2 separate regions of the Homo sapiens genome follow, and region 2 is linked to region 1. The links are chromatin loops, found by intact Hi-C in ENCODE. Cell type or tissue: HCT116. All regions are shown on one strand. Links, peaks and the distances in the headings refer to the core of each region. The heading gives the core; the rest is flanking DNA.

The links. A loop is a pair of places that touch in the nucleus more often than their neighbours do. Peaks named below come from ENCODE experiments on the same cell type or tissue, not always from the same donor. Only the 100,000 strongest peaks of a DNase experiment are listed, where the experiment ranks them.
Region 2: it touches region 1 in a loop (2.7-fold over the local background); 12 of 110 quality-filtered maps call a loop at or near these places.

Annotation. Positions count from the first base shown.
Region 1 is chr19:49,270,148-49,275,530 of GRCh38, forward strand. It overlaps the pseudogene SUMO1P4. Among named protein-coding and RNA genes, the nearest start is that of MIR4324, 36 kb to the right of the region's middle. In HCT116, for the core only: no CTCF peak of the experiment used is centred there; a DNase peak (open chromatin) is centred at 2,314; H3K27ac peaks cover 2,523 bases.
Region 2 is chr19:49,325,110-49,330,492 of GRCh38, forward strand. It overlaps SLC6A16 (solute carrier family 6 member 16), which reads right to left and starts at 82. Exons shown (of 12, transcript NM_014037.3): 1 at 1-82. RefSeq lists an enhancer at 1,246-1,395 and a silencer at 2,189-2,340. In HCT116, for the core only: CTCF peaks have their summits at 2,969 and 3,171; a DNase peak (open chromatin) is centred at 3,002.

The sequences.
Region 1 (5,383 bases), core at 164-5,163:
TATCAGATAAAATAGATCTTAAGCCTAAAACTGTAAAAAGAGACAAAGAGGCCATTATAGAATGGTAAAATAGTCAATTCAACAAGAGGATATAACAATAATAAATATATATGCACCCAATATTGGAACATCTAAATTTATAAAGCAAATCTTAAATAAACCTAAAGGGAGAGATAGACTGCAATACAGTAATAGTAGAGGATTTCAACACTCCACTTTCAGCAATGGACAGATCATCCAGACAAAAATCAACAAAGAAATATCAGAGTTAAACTACACTCCAGACCAAACAGACCTAACAAGACACTTACAGAACCTTCCATCCAGTAGCCATGGAATACACATTCTTCTCAAAACCACATGGAACATTATCTAGTATAGATGATATGTTAGGCCATAATACAAGTCTTAACAAATTTTAAAAAGCTAAATCATATTATCTTTTTTGACAATAGAGTAAATCTAGAAATTAATAGGCAGAACATTGGAAACAAATATTTGGAAATTAAGCAACATGCTCCTAAACCACCAATGGGTTGATAAAGAAATCAAAAAGGAAATTCGACACAAAGGAAAATGGGAATACAGCATATTGAAACCTGTGGAGGCTGGGCATGGTGGCTCATGCCTGTAATCCCGGCACTTTTGGAGGCCGAGGCGGGAGGATCACTTGAGGTCAGGATTTCGAGACCAGCCTAGCCAACATAGTGAAAATACAAAAAATACAAAAATTAGCCAGGCATGGCAATGGGTGCCTGTAGTCCCAGCTACTCAGGGGGCTGAGGCAGGAGAATCACTTGAACCCGGGAGGCAGAGGTTGTAGTGAGCCGAGATTGTGCCATTGCACTCCAGCCTGGGCAACAGAGTGAGACTCTGTCTCAAAGATTAAATGAATAAATAAAAATAATAAAACCTACAAATACAGCAAAAGCAGTACTAAGAGGGAAACTTAAAGCAATAAATGCCTATATAAAAAATATTTGAACAATTAGTAAACCTGACTGACTGTGGCCTGTTAGGAACCAGCCAAACAGCAGGAGTTGAGTGGAAGGCAAGCAGGGATTATTGCCTGAACTCTGTCTCCTGTGAGATCAACGGCAGCATTAGGTTCTCACAGGAGCTAGAACCCTGCTGTGAACTGTGCATGTGAGGGATTTAGGTTGCACGCTCCTTATGAGAATGGAATGTGTGATGATCTGAGGTGGAACAGTTTCATCCTGAAACCACCCCCCACACTAGTGCCAAAAAGATTGGGGACCACTGAATAAATTGCTTCTGTAATTAGTAACTTTGCTCCAAAGCAAACTTCTGGTGAAGATGACTTCACTGAATCGTGTCAGACATTTAAGAAGTAAATGCTGTCAGTTTGGTGTAAAATCTTCCAGAATAGAAAAAGTGGCAAGACGAGTATAACTTGAGTACCTAGTCTAGCAAGGGAATTATGATAAAATCACACACCAATGTCATTCATAAACCTTGATGCAAAGGTCCCAAAAAATAACCAGCAAATGAAATCCATCAATACATGAAAACTATATATCACAAATGATTTTGCTTAAAAGAAAATCAGTGATAACATAATAAGGATACAGATCATATGACCATCTCAATTTGTAGAATATTTGATGAAACCCAATAACCATTCATTTATTAACAAAAGTAGCTGGGCATGGTGGCTCGTGCTGTGATCCCAGGACAGGACTTTGGGAGGATGAGGCAGGAGGACTGCCTGAGGCCAAGAGTTTGAGATAAGCCCTTGCAACACAGCGAGATCCCTTCTCTACAAAATAAAAAATAAGATAAAAGCCAACCTCTTAGCAAATTAGAGTAGAAAAGAACATCTTTAATTTCATAGGAGGTATTTATAAAAAAAGCATAAAGTAAACATTATACTTGATAAAACATTGAAGGGTTTTCCTTCAAAGTCAGGAATAAGACAAGGATGTCTGCCACCATCCCTTCTAGTCAAATTGAATTTAAAGTTTGTGTAGACTGATGGCCTTCATGGTACCAAGTCTTCAATTTTTCCTATATCCACCCCCTCTGCAATGTGATTCTACAGTTTGTCTAAGATCATATCTACTCTCCTGCTCCTTGAACCTGGGCTTGTATGCCGATTCAGCGCCTGTGCTGCAAGAGACCTTACTTGTTACTGCTTATTCTCTAACTCTTCCGCCATCGCTATGAGGACATGTCTGGGCTAATCTGCTGGAAACTGAAATATATATTAGAGCTGAATCACTCCAGTGGTACTAGCTCAAGCTAGTCTAGATTAGCCAAGAGGCAGCCCATTCCCTTTTATATTAGCTGAGCCCAAAATAATGACTCATAAGCTGTAATAAAAAATTCTTGTTTTAAGTCATTGAAGTTTGAGGTGGTTTGTTATGCAGCATTATGGTGGCAATGAGTCATTGACACAAGGTACAATAAAATGAAAAAAATGGTTTAGAAAAGAAGAAATAAAACTATTATTTATGGATATGATTCTGTATATAAAAAGGAAAAAAATCACCGGGCGCAATGGCTCATGCCTGTAATCCCAGCATTTTGGGAGGCCTAGGTGGGCAGATCACCTGAGGTCAGGAGTTCGAGACCAGCCTGGCCAACATGGTGAAACCCCATCTCTACTAAAAATACAAAACTAGCCAGGCATGGTGGCGTATGCCTTTAGTCCCAGCTACTCGAGAGGCTGAGGCAGAAGAATCACTGAACCCAGAAGGTGGAGGTTGCAGTCTGCGAGATCATGCCATTGCACTCCAGCCTGGGCAACAAGAGCAAAACTCTGTCTCAAAAAAAAAAAAATCTATAAATACATTACTAGGATTAATGAGTGAGTTTAGCAAGGTTGCTGGATACAGGGTTAATAGAAAACAATATTAATAGCGTTTCTACATACCAGCAAGAAATAAATAGGTAATAAAAAAATAAAGATAACATTTATAATAACAAGATATTTTCTGTGCCTAGGAATAGATCTAACACAAAAGTACAAAACTTCTATACCAAAACCTATAAATTATTATTATTGTTATTATTATATTGGTGTCTTTTGATGAAAAAATGTTCTAAATTTTAATGAACTCAAATTTATCAGTTCCCTCATGGTTAATATTTTCTAAAAGCTATTTAATACATCTTTCTTTCTTTTTTTTTTTTTTTTTTGAGACAGAGTTTCGCTCTTGTTGCCCAGACTGGAGTGCAATGGCGCGATCTTGGCTCACCGCAACCTCCACCTCCCAGGTTCAAGCCATTCTCCTGCCTCAGCCTCCCGAGTAGCTGAGATTATAGGCATGCACCACCACACCTGGCTAATTTTGTATTTTTAGTAGAGATGGGGTTTCTTCATGTTGGTCAGGCTGGTCTCAAACTCCCAACCTCAGGTGATCTGCCCGCCTCGGCCTCCCAAAGTGCTGGGATTACAGGCATGAGCCACCGCGCCCGGCCCTAATACGTCTTTCTTAACCCCCAGATCATGAAGTTATTCTTCCACATAACTTCTAAACACTTTATAAATTTGCCTTTCATGCTTAAATCTGTTAATCCTCATGGATTAACACTGTTCTTGATAATAATAATGATTATAGGCTGGGCATGGTGGCTGACCCCTGTAATCCCAGCACTTTGAAAGGCCAAGGCGGGCAGATCACCTGAGGTCAGGAGTTCAAGAGCAGCCTGGGCACGATGGTGAAACCTCATCTCTGCCAAAAATACAAAAAATTAGCTGGGCATGGTGGTGCATGCCTTTAGTCCCAGCTATTCAGGAGCCTGAGGCGCAAGAATCTCTTGAAGCTGGGAGGCAGAGGTTGCAGTGAGCCAAGATCATGCCACTGCACTCCAGCCTGGGCAACAGAGAGACCCTGTCTATAATAATAATAATGGTTATAGGTTTTGGCATAGAAGTTTTGTATTTTTTTTATTAGATCTATTCCTAGGCACTTAAAATAGCTTCATGTTATTATAAATGTTATCTTTATATTTTTCATTACCTATTTATTTCTTGCTGGTATGTAGAAACGCTACTAATATTGTTCTATTAACCCTGTATCCAGCAACCTTGATAAACTCACTCATTAATCTTAGTACTGTATTTATAGATTTTTTTTTTTTTTTTTTTTTTTTGAGACAGAGTCTTGCTCTGTCACCCAGGCTGGAGTGCAGAGGCCCGATCTCGGCTCACTGCAATCTCCATCTCCCAGGTTCAAGCGATTCTCCTGCCTCAGCCTCCCAAGTAGCTGGGATTTCAGGCGTGCACCACCATGCCCAGCTAATTTTTGTATTTTTAGTAGAGACGGGGTTTCATCATGTTCGTCAGGCTGGTCTTGAACTCCTGACCTCGTGATCCGCCTGCCTTGGCCTCCCAAAGTGCTGGGATTACAGGCGTGAGCCACTGCGCCCGGCCAGATTTCCTTTTTTGGGCGAGTTTTGCTTTCTTCTTGCATACTAACCTATCTCCTTTTTATTATAAAATACACATATTCCAAAAAGTGTACAAAACTGAAATGTTCACCTGAATGATTTATTGTAAAGCAAATGCCCCAACCATCCTAGCCAAGATTGAAATCTGAGTATCAGGAAACAATATTTAAGATTAAAAGTACCGAGCACATTAGAGACGTATGGTACATGCTCAACACGCAAAGAAAAAAATAACAGCCACAAGCCTATATGTACCAAACAACTGGAGAGCTAAATATTTAAGGCAAAACACGTATAAAACCAAAAAGAAATTGATCAAAATATAACTACGATGGCAATTATCATACAACTTTTTCAGAACTCACAGATCTAATAGAGAAAAAAAAGGACATAGAGAAATTGAATAATGCAAACAAATACGATTTAATAGATACTTAGTCATATTAGAAATGAACAATTTTAGGGAAGGGAGATGGATTTGTGAACCCTGGAGTGCGGTTCTGCCTACTCGAGGCCGCTGCTGTGTGGAGACCCCTGGGTGAAGCCACTGTCATCATGTCTGACCAGGAGGCAAAACCTTCAACTGAGGACTTGGGGGATAAGAAGGAAGGTGAATATATTAAACTCAAAGTCACTGGACAGGATAGCAGTGAGATTCACTTCAAAGTGAAAATGACAACACATCTCAAGAAACTCAAAGAATCATACTGTCAAAGACAGGGTATTCCAATGAATCCACTCGGTTTCTCTTTGAGGGTCAGAGAATTGCTGATAATCATACTCCAAAAGAACTGGGAATGGAGGAAGAAGATGTGATTGAAGTTTATCAGGAACAAACGTAGTGGGGGGCGGTCATTCAACGGCTTATTCTTTTTTTATTTTCCCTCGATCCTTTAATCCTTTATTTTTAAAAATAGTTCCTTTGTAATGTGGTGTTCAAAACGCAATTGAAAACTGGTACCCCATC
Region 2 (5,383 bases), core at 197-5,196, 55 kb after region 1:
GAAGCCCCAGCTGAGAAGCCTAGCAATCTCCTCAGGCCCCTTCAGGCGTCGACAGATCGGTTTGGGCGACACCCCTCGATCTGCCTGGCGCGCGGCCTTTCCCGCCGATTCTCTGCGCATGCGCCGCCGCGCCCCCTCACTCTTTCCCTACAGCTGTAGCAAACACTGTAACCACTTCGCCCTCCCCAACTCCCTGCTCTCTCCCCACACGCACGCACGTGTGCACATCCTCTGACTGCTCACGCGCCACTCCCTTCCCCACCGCACCCCACCCCGACACCCACGATGCCACGCTTCAGGCGGGGCTCTAAGACAAGGCCTTTCTCTGGCACATGCACTTTGCTTCCACTTCATGTAAGGAAGAAGAGGGTAGGAAGTGGGAGAATCGTCTCATTCATTCCTTCTAGCCTTCAAACCTTTCGCATTTACTTAAAGATCGCCTACTAGAAACCAAACCTTAAATATGCGTCCAACAAGGCAGACAGGGACGTTGCCTTAAGAGAGCTCAGAAGCCTACTAGGGCTGCAGACAAGAATTAAAAACTCAAAGATTTACTTAGGTCATCCGTTCTCATACTTTCCGGTCTCTTAAGAATTATTAAGGACTCCAATAATTTATGAGTTACATTTATATGGGTTGTATGTTTATGTGAGTTGTATCTATCAATATTAAAATAAATTTCTAAAATAGTCATTGTTTAAAAATTCATTATGTGTCAAAATAACATTTTTATTTAAAATAACTATAATTTCTACTCCAAAAGAAATTTTGGCGCTGGGCGCGGTGGCTGACGCCTGTAATCCCAGCACTTTGGGAGGCCAAGGCGGGTGGATCACGAGGTCAGGAGTTCGAGACTAGCTTGGCCAACATGATGAAACCCCGTCTCTACTAAAAGTCAAAAAAAAAAAAAATTAGCCGGGCGTGGTGGCACACACCTGTAATCCCAGCTACTCGGGAGCCTGAGGCAGGAGAATCGTTGGAACCCAGGAGGCAGAGGTTGCAATGAGCCGAGATTTTGCCACTGCACTCCAGCCTAGACAACAGAGCAAGACTCCGTCTCAAAAAAAAAAAGGAAAAAAAAGAAAAAATTTGGGGAGAAGAATGGCATCATTTTACATTTTTGCAAATCTCTCTAATGTCTGGCTTCATAGAAGACAGCTGGATTCTCATATCTGCTTCTGCACTGAGTGTGTCAAAATAGCTCATGTCTTGTAGCTTCTGGCAAACATCACTATATTCAAAGAGGAAATGAAAGTGAAAGGCAAATAATATCTTAGTAGTATTATGAAAATAATGTTCACCTCATGGACCCCCAAAAGTGTTTCAAGAGCCCCCAGGAGTCCCTGAGCCACACTTTGAGAATGAAAGGCTTAAATTGTTATGATTGAACAAAGAGATGAAGAGGAAATTTTGGGGGTGCTGTAAGAATTCATCACAATCTTTGGGAATCATTCAATCTTTCAACACGTATTTATCGAGAGTCTACTAAATGCTAGGAACTGGGAATAGTGTAGAGAACAAAACAGACCCCATTCCTGCCCTCGTTTTGCTTCACACAACAAGAAAACAGATATATGATGAATCTCAAATAATTACATGATTATAAATTGTATTAAGTGCTATGACAGGCCGGGCATGGTGGCTCACGCCTGTAATCCCAGCACTTTGGGAGGCCAAGGTGGGCGGATCACATGAGGCCAGGAGTTCAAGACCAGCCTGGCCAACATGGTGAAACCCCATCTCTACTAAAAATACAAAAACGAGCCAGGTGTGGTGGTGCACGCCTGTAATCCCAGCTACTCGGGTGGCTGAGGCACAAGAATCACTTAAAACCATGAGGCAGAAGTTGCAGTAAGCCAAGATCACACTACTACACTCCAGCCTGGGTGATGGGGTAAGACCCTGTCTCAAGGAAAAAAAAAAAAGTGCTGCGACAGAAAAGGGCCACAGACCTATTTATTTCTATCGAATTTTTTTTTTTTTTGAGACAATCTCACTTTGTCACCCAGGCTGAAGTGCAGTGGCATAATCTCGGCTCACTGCAACCTCTGCCTCCCGGGTTCAAGCAATTCTCCCTGCCTCAGCCTTCCGAGTAGCTGGGGTTGCAGGTGCCTGCCATTACGCCTGGTTAATTTTCATATTTTTAGTAGAGTCAGGGTTTAGTAGAGTCAGCCTGCCATGTTGGCCAGGCTGGTCTTGAACTCCTGACCTCAGGTGATCCGCCCGCCTCAGCCTCCCAAAGTGCTGGGATTACAGGCGTGAGCCACTGCGCCCGGCCCATAGACCTAATTTAGAAGGAGGATTTCTCTAAGGAAATAACACTGGAGTTGAGGCTTAAAGGATTATTTGCTAGGTGAAAAATGTGTGTGAACATCTCAAGCCTTGAGGCTGTGCAAAGGCCCTGAGGCAGGGCAAACTGTGTGTTCAAGGCACCAGGAAAAGTCTCAGTCGGTCAATAAATATTTATTGAATGATGTGCCCCACACTGTCCTAGACCCCTGGGATATAGTTATGAAAAAGATTTTACGTTCCAGTTGCACAAAGAAAGTAAATGCCTAAATAGAAAGAATTTCAGAGAGTAAGAGTGCTGATAGGGAGTTACTTTAGACAGGGTAGTCAAGAAGGACTCTTGGGGAAAGTGATATTTCAGCAGAGAGCTGAAGGAAGGGAGCCTTGTGAACAGCATAGGGAAGAACATTCCAGGCAAAGAAAATGGCAACAGCAAAAGCCTTGAGGCAAGAAGTACACTTGATGGGTTCTGGAAATGGCAAAGAGTCTGATATGAATGGATCCCAGTGATTGAGGAAAGGGTAGCAACAGATCAGATCAGAGCAGTGGCAGGGGCCAGAGTATTATTTGGAGGCCCTTATAGGTCATGGTCGGAATTTTTTTCTTTTTTTTCTGGGTGAGATGAAAGCTATTTGAGGGTTCTGAGTCAAGGAGTGACTTTCATTTTAATGGCAGGCTCCCCCTGGCTTCTGGGCAGAGAATAGCATGTATGGGTGTATTCCTCTGTTTTCACACTGCTGTAAAGAACTGCTCAAGACTGGGTAATTTACGAAGAAAAGAGGTTTAATTGACTCACAGTTCAGCTTGGCTGGGGAGGCCTCAGGAAACTTACAATCATGGCAGAAGGCAAAGGGGAAAAAAGGCACCTTCTTCACAAGCAAAGGAGGGAAGAGCCCCTTATAAAACCATCAGATCTCATGAGAACTCACTCACTATCACAAAAACAGCCTGGGGAAACCACCCCCATGATTCAGTTACCTCCACCTGGTCTCTCCTTTGACACATGGGGATTATGAAGATTATAATTCAAGATGAGATTTTGGGTGGGGACACAGCCAAATCATAGCAATGGGCTAAAGATAGAAGCAGAGAGCCCAGTGAGGAGGAAATCTCTAGTCCAGGCAAGTGATGGTGTTGATTAGATCTGGGTAATAGCAATGGAGATGGTGAAAAGTGGTCAAATTCTGGATCTATTTCAAGAATAGAGCCGACATGATGTGTTGATGGATTGTGTGGTGGTTTTAAAATACGTCTGCAAATTCTTCAACACTTTGAAAGATAAAGTCTATTTCCCCAATCTTTGAGTGCAGGCTCTCCTTAGCAACTGGCTTCCAATGAACATAAGTAATGGTGGGGAACTTCAGGACTAGGTCATAAAAAGCATTGCTGTTTCTTACTTGCCCATTCCCTTCAACTGATTTCTGTAAAGGAAGCCAGTCACCATACGGTGAGGACACTCAAGCAATCTGTGAAGAGATCCATATAAGAGAAGAGCTGAAATTTCCTGCCAGCAACCAGCACCAGGTGAGTGAACCATGGTGAAGTGGATCCTCCAGCCGTAGTTAAATCTCCAGATGACTACAGCCCCAGCCAACATCTTGACTGCAACCTCATAAAACACTGTGAGCAGAAATCATCCAACTAAGCTGCTCCCAGATTCCTGACCCACAAAAACTACAGTAGGTAAGAAATGTTTATTGTGTTTTTTTTTTGAGATAGAGTCCTGCTCTGTTGCCCAGGCTGCAGTGCAGTGGTGCGATCTCAGCTCACCACAACCTCCGCCTCCCAGGTTCAAGCAATTCTCCTGCCTCAGCCTCCCGAGTAGCTGGGACTACAGGTGGGACCACATCCAGCTAATTTTTGTATTTTTAGTAGAGACGGGGTTTCACTATGTTGGTCAGGCTGGTCTCGAACTCCTGACCTCGTAATCTGCCTGCCTCAGCCTCCCAAAGTGCTGGGATTACAGTGAGCCACCGCTCCTGGCCTAAGAAATGTTTATTGTTTTAAACTGCTAAATTTGGGGTAATTTGTTACAGAGCATTAGAAAACTAATGGTGATTAGGTTTGGGGTCTGAGAGAAAGAGAGGAATCAAGAATGACTCAGCCGGGAGCGGTGGCTTGCACCTGTAGTCCCAGCACTTTGCAAGGGCGAGGTGGGAGGATTGCTTGAGGCTAGGAGTTTGATAGTAGGATACTAGCCTGGGCAACATAGCAAGGCCTTGTCTTTTTTTTTTTTTTTTTTTTTTTTTGAGACAGTCTAGTCTCGCTCTGTCGCCCAGGCTGGAGTGCAGTGGTGCGATCTCCACTCACTGCAAGCTCTGCCTCCCAGGTTCACACCATTCTCCTGCCTCAGCCTCCCGAATAGCTGGGACTACAGGCGCCCGCCACTACGCCTGGCTAATTTTTTGTATTTTTAGTAGAGACGGGGGTTTCACTGTGTTAGCCAGGATGGTCTCGATCTCCTGAACTCGTGATCCGCCCGCCTCGGCCTCCCAAAGTGCTGGGATTACAGGCGTGAGCCACCGTGCCCAGCCCGGCCTTGTCTCTTAAAGGAAAGAAAAGTGTTTTTTAATAGCCAGGTGTGGTGGCACGCATCTGTTGTCCCAGCTACTCAGGAGGCTGAGTGGGAAGATCACTTGAGCCCAGGAGATTGAGGCTGCAATGAGTCATGATCGTGCCAGTGCCCTCCCACTTGTGTGACAGAGCAAGACCTCAAAAAAAAAAAAAAGACTCCAAAACTTTGGGCCTGAAGAATTGGAAGATGGAGTGACAATTTACTGAAAAGGAAAGTACTGGAGTGTGCAGGAGGTGGGAGGGAATCAATAGTTTCGTTTTGGGCGTGTTAAGTTTGAGATGTCAATTATACAGCCAAAGGCAGAGGTTAAGTTGTCCTTCACTGCAAGGAGACCTGGGAAATGAATCTTCCTGAGTCCGCAGTTCAGGGGAAAGTTTGAGGCTAGGCATATAAATTGGTAAGTCAACAGTATTGTAGATTGCGATGAACACTATGGCACTGCATGATATCATCTCGTGAGTGAGTGTAGCTAGAAAGGGCTAGGACTCCCCAAATTTTAGAAGCTAGAAAAAGGACGAT